Regions from separate parts of the Homo sapiens genome. Here region 2 is linked to region 1. Evidence: read pairs that join two places in POLR2A ChIA-PET (ENCODE). Cell type or tissue: PC-9. All regions are shown on one strand.

The links. ChIA-PET counts read pairs that join two places held together with the same protein. Peaks named below come from ENCODE experiments on the same cell type or tissue, not always from the same donor. Only the 100,000 strongest peaks of a DNase experiment are listed, where the experiment ranks them.
Region 2: POLR2A ChIA-PET joins it to region 1 with 6 read pairs; 2 of 35 experiments call an interaction of 5 or more read pairs at or near these places.

What each region holds. Positions count from the first base shown.
Region 1 is chr9:130,726,773-130,730,772 of GRCh38, reverse strand. It overlaps a transcript of ABL1 not described here. Among named protein-coding and RNA genes, the nearest start is that of EXOSC2, 35 kb to the right of the region's middle. RefSeq lists enhancers at 1-441, 442-1,278. In PC-9, no CTCF peak of the experiment used is centred here; a DNase peak (open chromatin) is centred at 1,922; H3K27ac peaks cover 1,917 bases.
Region 2 is chr9:131,070,753-131,074,752 of GRCh38, reverse strand. It overlaps LAMC3 (laminin subunit gamma 3), which reads right to left. Exons shown (of 28, transcript NM_006059.4): 18 at 3,128-3,269; 19 at 1,918-2,123; 20 at 1,432-1,508. Among named protein-coding and RNA genes, the nearest start is that of AIF1L, 24 kb to the left of the region's middle. In PC-9, no CTCF peak of the experiment used is centred here; no DNase peak of the experiment used is centred here.

The DNA of each region.
Region 1 (4,000 bases):
TGGTAAAACCCCAACTCTACAAAAAATGCCAAAATTAACCAGAAGTGGTGGCACACACCTATAGTCCCAGCTACTCAGGAGGATGAAGTTGGAGGACCGCTTGAGCCCAGGAGGTCAAGGTTGGAGTGAGCCGAGACTGTGCCACTGGACTCCAGCCTGGGCAACAGAATAAGACTCTGCCTCAAACAAAGAAAAAAAAAGGAAAAAAAATATAAATAACTCCTAAAAATCAATGAGGAATAAACATAAATAGAAAAATGGACAAAAGAGGTGAACTGGCAAGAGATACATAGGTACACATATATTCCAAATGGCCAGTAAACATATGAAAAGGTGCTTAACCTCATGAGTCATCAAAGAAGAGCAAATTAAGGCTGGGAGATACTACTGCACAACTACCTGCAAGGCTAACATTTAAAAGTCTGGCCGGAGGCTAGGCGCGGTGACTCACGCCTGTAATCCCAGCACTTTGGGAGGCCGAGGTGGGCGGATCACCTGAGGTTGGGCGTTCGAGACCAGCCTGATCAACACAGAGAAACCCCGTCTCTACTAAAAACACAAAATTAGCTGGGTTTGGTGGCACATGTCCATATTCCAGCTACTCGGGAGGCTGAGGCAGGGGAATCACTTGAACCCAGGAGGCGGAGGTAGCGGTCAGCTAAGATTGCACCATTGCACTCCAGCGTGGGCAACAAGAGCAGAATTCCATCTCAAAAAAAAAAAAAAGTCTGGCTGGGCGCAGTGGCTCACGCCTGTAATCCCAGCACTTTGGGGGGCCAAGGCAGGTGGATCACTTGAGGTCAGGAGTTCGGGACCAGCCTGGCCAACATGATGAAACCCTATCTACCAAAAATGCAAAAAAAAAAAAAAATAGCCTGGTGTGGTGGTGCATGCCTGTAGTCCCAGCTACACAGGAGGCTGAAGCAGGAGAATCGCTTGAACCCAGGAGGTGGAGGTTGCAGTGAGCCAAGATCACACCACTGCACTCCAGCCTGGGCGACAGAGTGAGACTCCATCTTAAAAAAAAAAAAAGAATATGCAGAATTGAACTTCTGCTTCTGTCCATAATGCAGTAAAAGTGGTATTAGATATCCTTTTGTCCTAAACAACTGTATGGCTGAATAAAATATTTGAGACGACTGTTTTCAGGCATTAGATGACAGGCAAGGCAAGGCAAGGCTGTGACCCTTGAGGAAAGAGAAAAACATAAGGTAAGTTGCATGTTGCTTCCAACTTCCTGCCTGGGGCACCTTCCCAAACACAGTGCAGGGAGATGAAACCTAAACTGACAGCAGCCATCTCTGTGAACTGAGGAAGCAAAGACTTGGATTTGAGGATGCTGAGGCAGGTAGAATTTGTAGGGCAAGAAATCTGAGAGAAGATGAGGGCATGGGTGGGGTGACAGAACACAGAGGTAGGCAGAAGAAGGTGGGAGGCATCCTGTGGGTCCATGGCTTCCAGATTCTATGCAGTTTAGCAGACAGCGGTGGCTGTGAGGCTGAGAACTGCACAGACACAGAGGTTTCACAGTGCTGGAAGACATTCAAGTACCAGTTCATCCAGGGTGGAGAGACTTTGCTGAGCACCTCTGTTATTTTGTTTCGACCCCAAAAAGGCCAAGCATTAAGTCTAAAGAGTACCCTCTATTCTAAGGGCCGGGTGTCTGGACCAAGGATAAACCCATACTAACAAAGCATAAAACCAAACCTGGCAGGGTCAAACTAACTTAACGACCAGTCACTTACAGTAATTTAAGTAACTACAGTAACCTAACTACTTGTCAAAACAAAATGAAAACTTCTTTAAAGAAAGATAACAAGATTGAGAATCCCTACAATATAACACCCACATGTCTGGCATACAATCAAAATTATTTAACATGCAAAAATGCAGGAAAATCTGACTCATAATGTACAGAAAAAGCAATCAATAAAAACAGACCCCAAGATGACTCAGATATTTAAATTAGCAGGCACGGTCTTTATTACAAATACCTTCTAGGATTTAGAGGAAAAGACAGGTCTAATGAATGAAAACATGGTGAATCTCAGCAGAAAAATACAAACTATAAAAAAAAAAAACAGGCTGGGCGCAGTGGCTCATGCCTGTAATCCCAGCACTTTGGGAGGCTGAGGCGGGTGGATCACAAGGTCAGGAGATTGAGACCATCCTGGCTAACACGGTGAAACTCCGTCTCTTCTAAAAAAACATACAAAAAAATTAGCCGGGCGTGGTGGCAGGCGCCTGTAGTCCCAGCTACTCAGGAGGCTGAGGCAGGAGAATGGCATGAACCCAGGAGGTGGAGCTTGTAGTGAGCCAAGATCACTCCACTGCACTCCAGCCTGGGCGACAGAGCAAAACACTGTCTCAAAAAAAAAGGAAAGAAAAGAAAAAAAAAAAAAACCAGCCAGGTACAGTGGCTCACACCTGTAATCCCAGCACTTTGGGAGGCGTAGGAGGGCAGATTGCTTGAGCTCAGGAGTTCAAGACCAGCCTGGGTAACATGATGAAACCCCGTCTCCACAAAAAAAAAAAAAAAAAATCAGCTGGACATGGTGGCGCATGCCCATAGTCCCAGCTACTCAGGAGGCTGAGGTGGGAGAACAGCTTGAGTCTGGGAGACGGAGGTTGCAGTGAGCTATGATTGCCACTGCACTCCAGCCTGAGTGACAGAGTGAGATCTTGTCTCCAAAAAACAAACAAACAAAAAAAGAGGCAAAAACTGAGAGTATTTATAGTTATATTTTCATTCTAAATATTGTTCCTTTTCTAAATATTCTACCTTTTCTTTTTCTTCATTAGTCTTACCAGAAGTGTGCCTAGATCAATAATATTTTTCAAAGTTAGCTTTTGGTTTTATTGATCATTTCCATTCTTAATTTGTTTTTATTTTTATTATTCTCTTCTGTGTACTGTGGGATTACTTTGGTTCTCTGGCTTCTTGAGTTACATGCTTAGTTCTCTTGTTCTTGTTCAGTCTTTCCTGTTTCCTAATAAATGCTTTTTTTTGGGGGGGGGGGGCGGTGTCTCACTCTGTCACCCAGGCTGGAGTGCAATGGCGCGATCTCGGCTCACTGCAACCTCTGTACCCCGGGTTCAAGGGATTATCCTGCCTCAGCCTCCCGAGTAGCTATAGGCAGCTGCCACCAAGCCCAGCTAATTTTTGTATTTTTAGTAAGAGACAGGGTTTCACCATCTTGGCCAGGCTGGTCTTGAACGCCTGAACTTGTGATCCACCCACCTCAGCCTCCCAAATTGCTGGGATTACAGGCGTGTGCCACCACGCCCGGCGGAATAAATGCTTTTAAGAGTAAAAGAAGTGATAGAATTAAAGGAAAAAATAAACGAATATATCATTATAGCTGTTGATCTTCAGCATCACTCTCTCAGTAAAAAAGAGAGATACCGCCAGGCACAGTGGCTCACACCTGTAATCCCAGCACTTTGGGAGGCCCAGGAGGGCAGATTGCTTGAGCTCAGGAGTTCAAGACCAGCCTGGGTAACATGGTGAAACCTTGTCTCTACAAAAAAAAAAAAACCTCAGCAAAGCTATAGATGAAGTAAGTACAAAATAAAAAGTAAGAATATAGAAGATGTTTAAACAAAAGCATGAAACAACTTGATTTATAGAAAACTACATGCAACAACACAAACTTTTTTCAACTACAAATGGAACATTCACTAAGACAGGTTATATGCTGGGCCATAAAATTAGTCTTGGTAAATGTCAGAAGACTGAAATTCTACAGAAGATGTTCTCTGACCACAATGAAATTAAATTAGAAACCAAGATATCTAGAATTCCCAAATACTTGGAAATCAAACACTTTGATAATAACACATGAAAACTTATGTGATGAACTTATGTGATAGAGCTAACGCAGTGTTTAGTAGGAAATACACAGCTTTAAATGCCTATGTTGGACAAGAAGGGTTTGGAATCGATCTAAATTTCTACTTTAAGAAGCTAGAAATAAAGAACAAATTAAACCCAAAGTAG
Region 2 (4,000 bases), 340 kb before region 1:
CACAGATCCTGTGTTTTTAGGATCTTAAGCTGCGTCTTTTTTTTTTTTTTTTTCTTTGAGATGGAGTCTCATTCTATTGCCCAGGCTGGAGTGCAGTGGTGTAATCTCAGCTCACTGCAACCTCCACCTCCCAGGTTCAAGCGATTCTCCTGCCTCAGCCTCCCAAATAGCTGGAATTATAGGTGTGTGCCACCATGCCTGGCTAATTTATGTACTTTCAGTGGAGACGGGGTTTTACCATGTTGGCCAGGCTGGTATTGAACTCCTGACCTCTAGTGATCCACCTGTCTCAGCCTCCCAAAGTGCTGGGATTACAGGCGTGAGCCACCGCACCCAGCCTTAAGCTGCTCCTTAAAGGCAGTGGATGAAACAACCCAAGTGTCTGTTAACAGAAGACGGATAAACAACATGTGGCATTTCCATACAATGGGATATTATTCAACTGTAAGAGGAGTGAAGCACTCACCCATGCCACAATGTGGATGAGCCTTGAAAACACTGTGCTGGCCGGGCGCGGTGGCTCACGCCTGTAATCCCAGCACTTTGGGAGGCCGAGACAGGTGGATCACGGGGTCAGGAGATCGAGATCATCCTGGCTAACACAGTGAAACCCCCATCTCTACTAAAAATACAAAAAAATTAGCTGGGCATGTTGGCAGGCGCCTGTAGTCCTAGCTACTTGGGAGGCTGAGGCAGGAGAATGGCACGAACCCGGGAGGCGGAGCTTGCAGTGAGCCGAGATAGCGCCACTGCACTCCAGCCTGGGGGACAGAGCGAGACTCCGTCTCAAAAAAAAAAAAAAAAAAAAGAAAAGAAAAGAAAAAAAAGAAAACACTGTGCAAAGCAGCCAGTTGTAAAAGGCAACACATTGTCTGATTCCACTTCTATGAAACACCCAGAATAGGCATATCTATAGAGACAGAAAGTAGAATAGTGGTTCCAGGGGCTGGGGAGGTAAGGAGAAACGGGGGCTGATGGCAGATGGGTCCAGGGGTTTGTTTTTGGGATGATGAAAATCCTAAAACTGGTTGTGGTGATGGCTTTGCAACCCTGAGAATATAGGGAAACCACTGAATTATACAGTGAGACAGAGTCTCACTCTATTGCCCAGGCTGGAGTGCAGTGGGCAAAGGCCTCTGTATAGTGTGAACTATACCCCCAATATAATAACTTGTATATTACACAACTCTCACAAAGAGAAAGCCGGCAGATGCTCTCTGACGCCTTCAGTCCACCAAGCTTTGCCCCTAACATCTCTGGACTTATACCCACCTTGCCTGCCCCTCCCCATGCTGGTGACACTGCCTCCATCAGACAGCTCTTGTAATATCTGATCCCAACTTCTGGGTGGGGGCACCTGTGGGGCTGACTCTGACCCTGGAACCCCCAGGAGAAGGGCCAGGTGTAAGCTCACCATGTCTTGGGACTCACCTCCTGGCGAGGGCACGGGCCTCTGTGGCCAGGTGGCTCCATTTGGTCGGCTGACTGGGACCTTCCTGAGGAATCTCCTGTAGAAAGAAGAGGAAGAGGAGGAAACTGATGGCCCATCGCCAAAGGGTAAGGGCCACATCTGGTCCAATTGTGAGGCAGAACTGGATGGCACCCGTCGTTTTATAAATGCACAAAGCTGGCCACAACATCGGCATTCAGTGAGCGGAGTCCTAGGATGCAGAAACACCAATAAGGATGCAGCCCACCACTTACTGCGCATTCAGTCTCCTCGGAACATGCCTCGCCCTTTGCAAACATCCTCTCGCTGAATCCAGGAGGAGGCACTGTGTGATCCCCACTTTGCAGATGAAATTAAGCCTCCCAAAGTGGGGAGTCATACCCAAGGTCACCAGGTCAATGGGAGGGCTGGGGCAGGGACCAATGCCCAGGTTTGGTGTGTTCGGGTAGGGGGGTCCCCTGGGATACCAGAGACGCGAGAATGGCAGCTGCATGCAGAATCTCCTCTTCCGAGGACTCCAGCACTGCCTCCAGGTCTGCCAGCTGGGTGCAGGTCTTCTGGGATCCGGCCTGGGCACAGCGGGCACCCTTGTTCAGCCTCTGCAGCTGCTCCCGGGCGGCCTTGACAGCACCCTCGAGGCTCATCATCTGCTCCAGGAAGGCTTCCCGAGCCCCTATGGGAAGCCCACAGCCCAGGGGTCACAAAGTGGTGGAGATGTCACACAAAAGCCCCCACCCCCAGGGGTCCCCTTCTGTGGCCTCCATTCCCCAGGCATCAGCAGCCCTGAGCACCAACAGGTAGTCCCAAAGGCAGAGTACCCCCATTTTCCAGGTGCAGGCCGAGGCCCAGAGAAGGCAAACATGACCCGAGGTCCTACCCACAGCAAGTCAGTCATACACAGGGACCGGGAGAGACCCAGGCCTTCTGGAGCCACACAAGCAATTCTGGACCCTTCAAATCAGCTCTGATTCACAATGTGGCTCACATGTGGGCATTTTAAGACACGGTATCTGATAGCCCCTATTTCCACAGTGAGTCCTGCTAACAGGTTCTCAGCTCGCCTCTGTCTGGCTGCTAAAGGAGTGTAGCACTTACACATATAAAACTTCACAAAGTAATCCAATCCATTTCAGCGCCATTTCCAGGTCCTCCCTCCCTCCCTGCTTCCATTCATAGAAACAAGGTCTTGCTGTGTTGCCCGGACTGATCTCAAACTCCTGGGCTCAGGCAATCCTCCTGTCTTGGCTCCCAAAGTGCTGGGATTACAGGAACGAGCCACCACACCTGGCCCTCCTTCTTTTGTCTTATTTACTCATTTATTAAGATTTTCTATGTGCTGAGCACCGTGCTGGCCTATGGCAGAGCAAAACGGCCAAGAATCAAGACAGCAAGACCCTCCCAGTCCAGCCTCTGAAGCAGCGCCTCATGACACCCCTGTGGAGGGAGTGAATAAATGAATGAGCCCAGCCCCATCCTCACTGAGCTTAGAGTCTGAGTAGGGCAGAGGCATGGTGACAAGGACTGATATTAATAAAGTTACAGGTGGGCTAGGGAAGTAAAGGCCCATGGCAACAGGGCTGTTTTGGGAGGGCCCCCAAAGCATCCAACGACACCAGACTGCAGGCGCTGGGGGCCTCCCCTTGCCTCCCACCCTCCCGCTCTGCGCTCCTGCTGTACCTGGAAGCAGGTGATGGCCCTGGTAGACGTCCCCCCTTGGGGCCTCTCCCAGCAGAATGTCTAGTGGTCCCCAGGGACTGCCACAGTCGGACCCTTGGAGCCACCCCTCCGTCAAAGTCAGTCTGGCCTTCAGCTTGGCTGCCTGGAGAGGACAGGAAGAAAAGGTGTATGAGGCTGGTGGCATGGAGGTCCTGCCCAGACACTCCCGCTGGCTTCTACCCTGCCACTCTCCCTGGGGGTTCCCTTCTCCAAATCCTCCCCTGGGCCTCAGCGCTAAGGGTATGCCACACCTCTGAGAGCCAATCCTGCCCACCCCATGGTAGCTGTCCCTTCCCCTCCCATCCTCACGGCACCTGCCGACACCGCTGACCACACTGCTGTCCTACCTCGGAAGGTGGGGAGGAAGGGATGGGGAGGGATGCCCCACGAGGATTTCTGCCTGTCCTGTTCGCTGTGTTCCCAGGACGCCACATGGAGAAAGCACACTATGGACACTGGCTGAATGTGCTATGAACATACCCTAGCTCCATCTTTTCATCAGACAAACAATAACTGCATTTACAGAACACTTCCTAGGAGCCAGTCTCAGCACAAATGCCTGCCATGTCCCAGCTTGATTCCTCCTGTCACCGCTCTAAGTGAAGTGGCAGGCACAGGTCCTGGGCCCTGTCCTCCATTCCCAAGTCCAAAATGTTCTGAAAAGCCACAAGGCATTCCATTCCTCACTCGAGAGCAAAACCTTACCTGAAATAAACCTGTTCTGAAAAAGGCTACTTGTGGTCTTCATTTACCCACTTCGTGGAAATAGTCGTCTGTTTTCCTGCATAAATATCACTGGGCTTGACTATGGGGGCTGCCCATTCACAGTGGGGG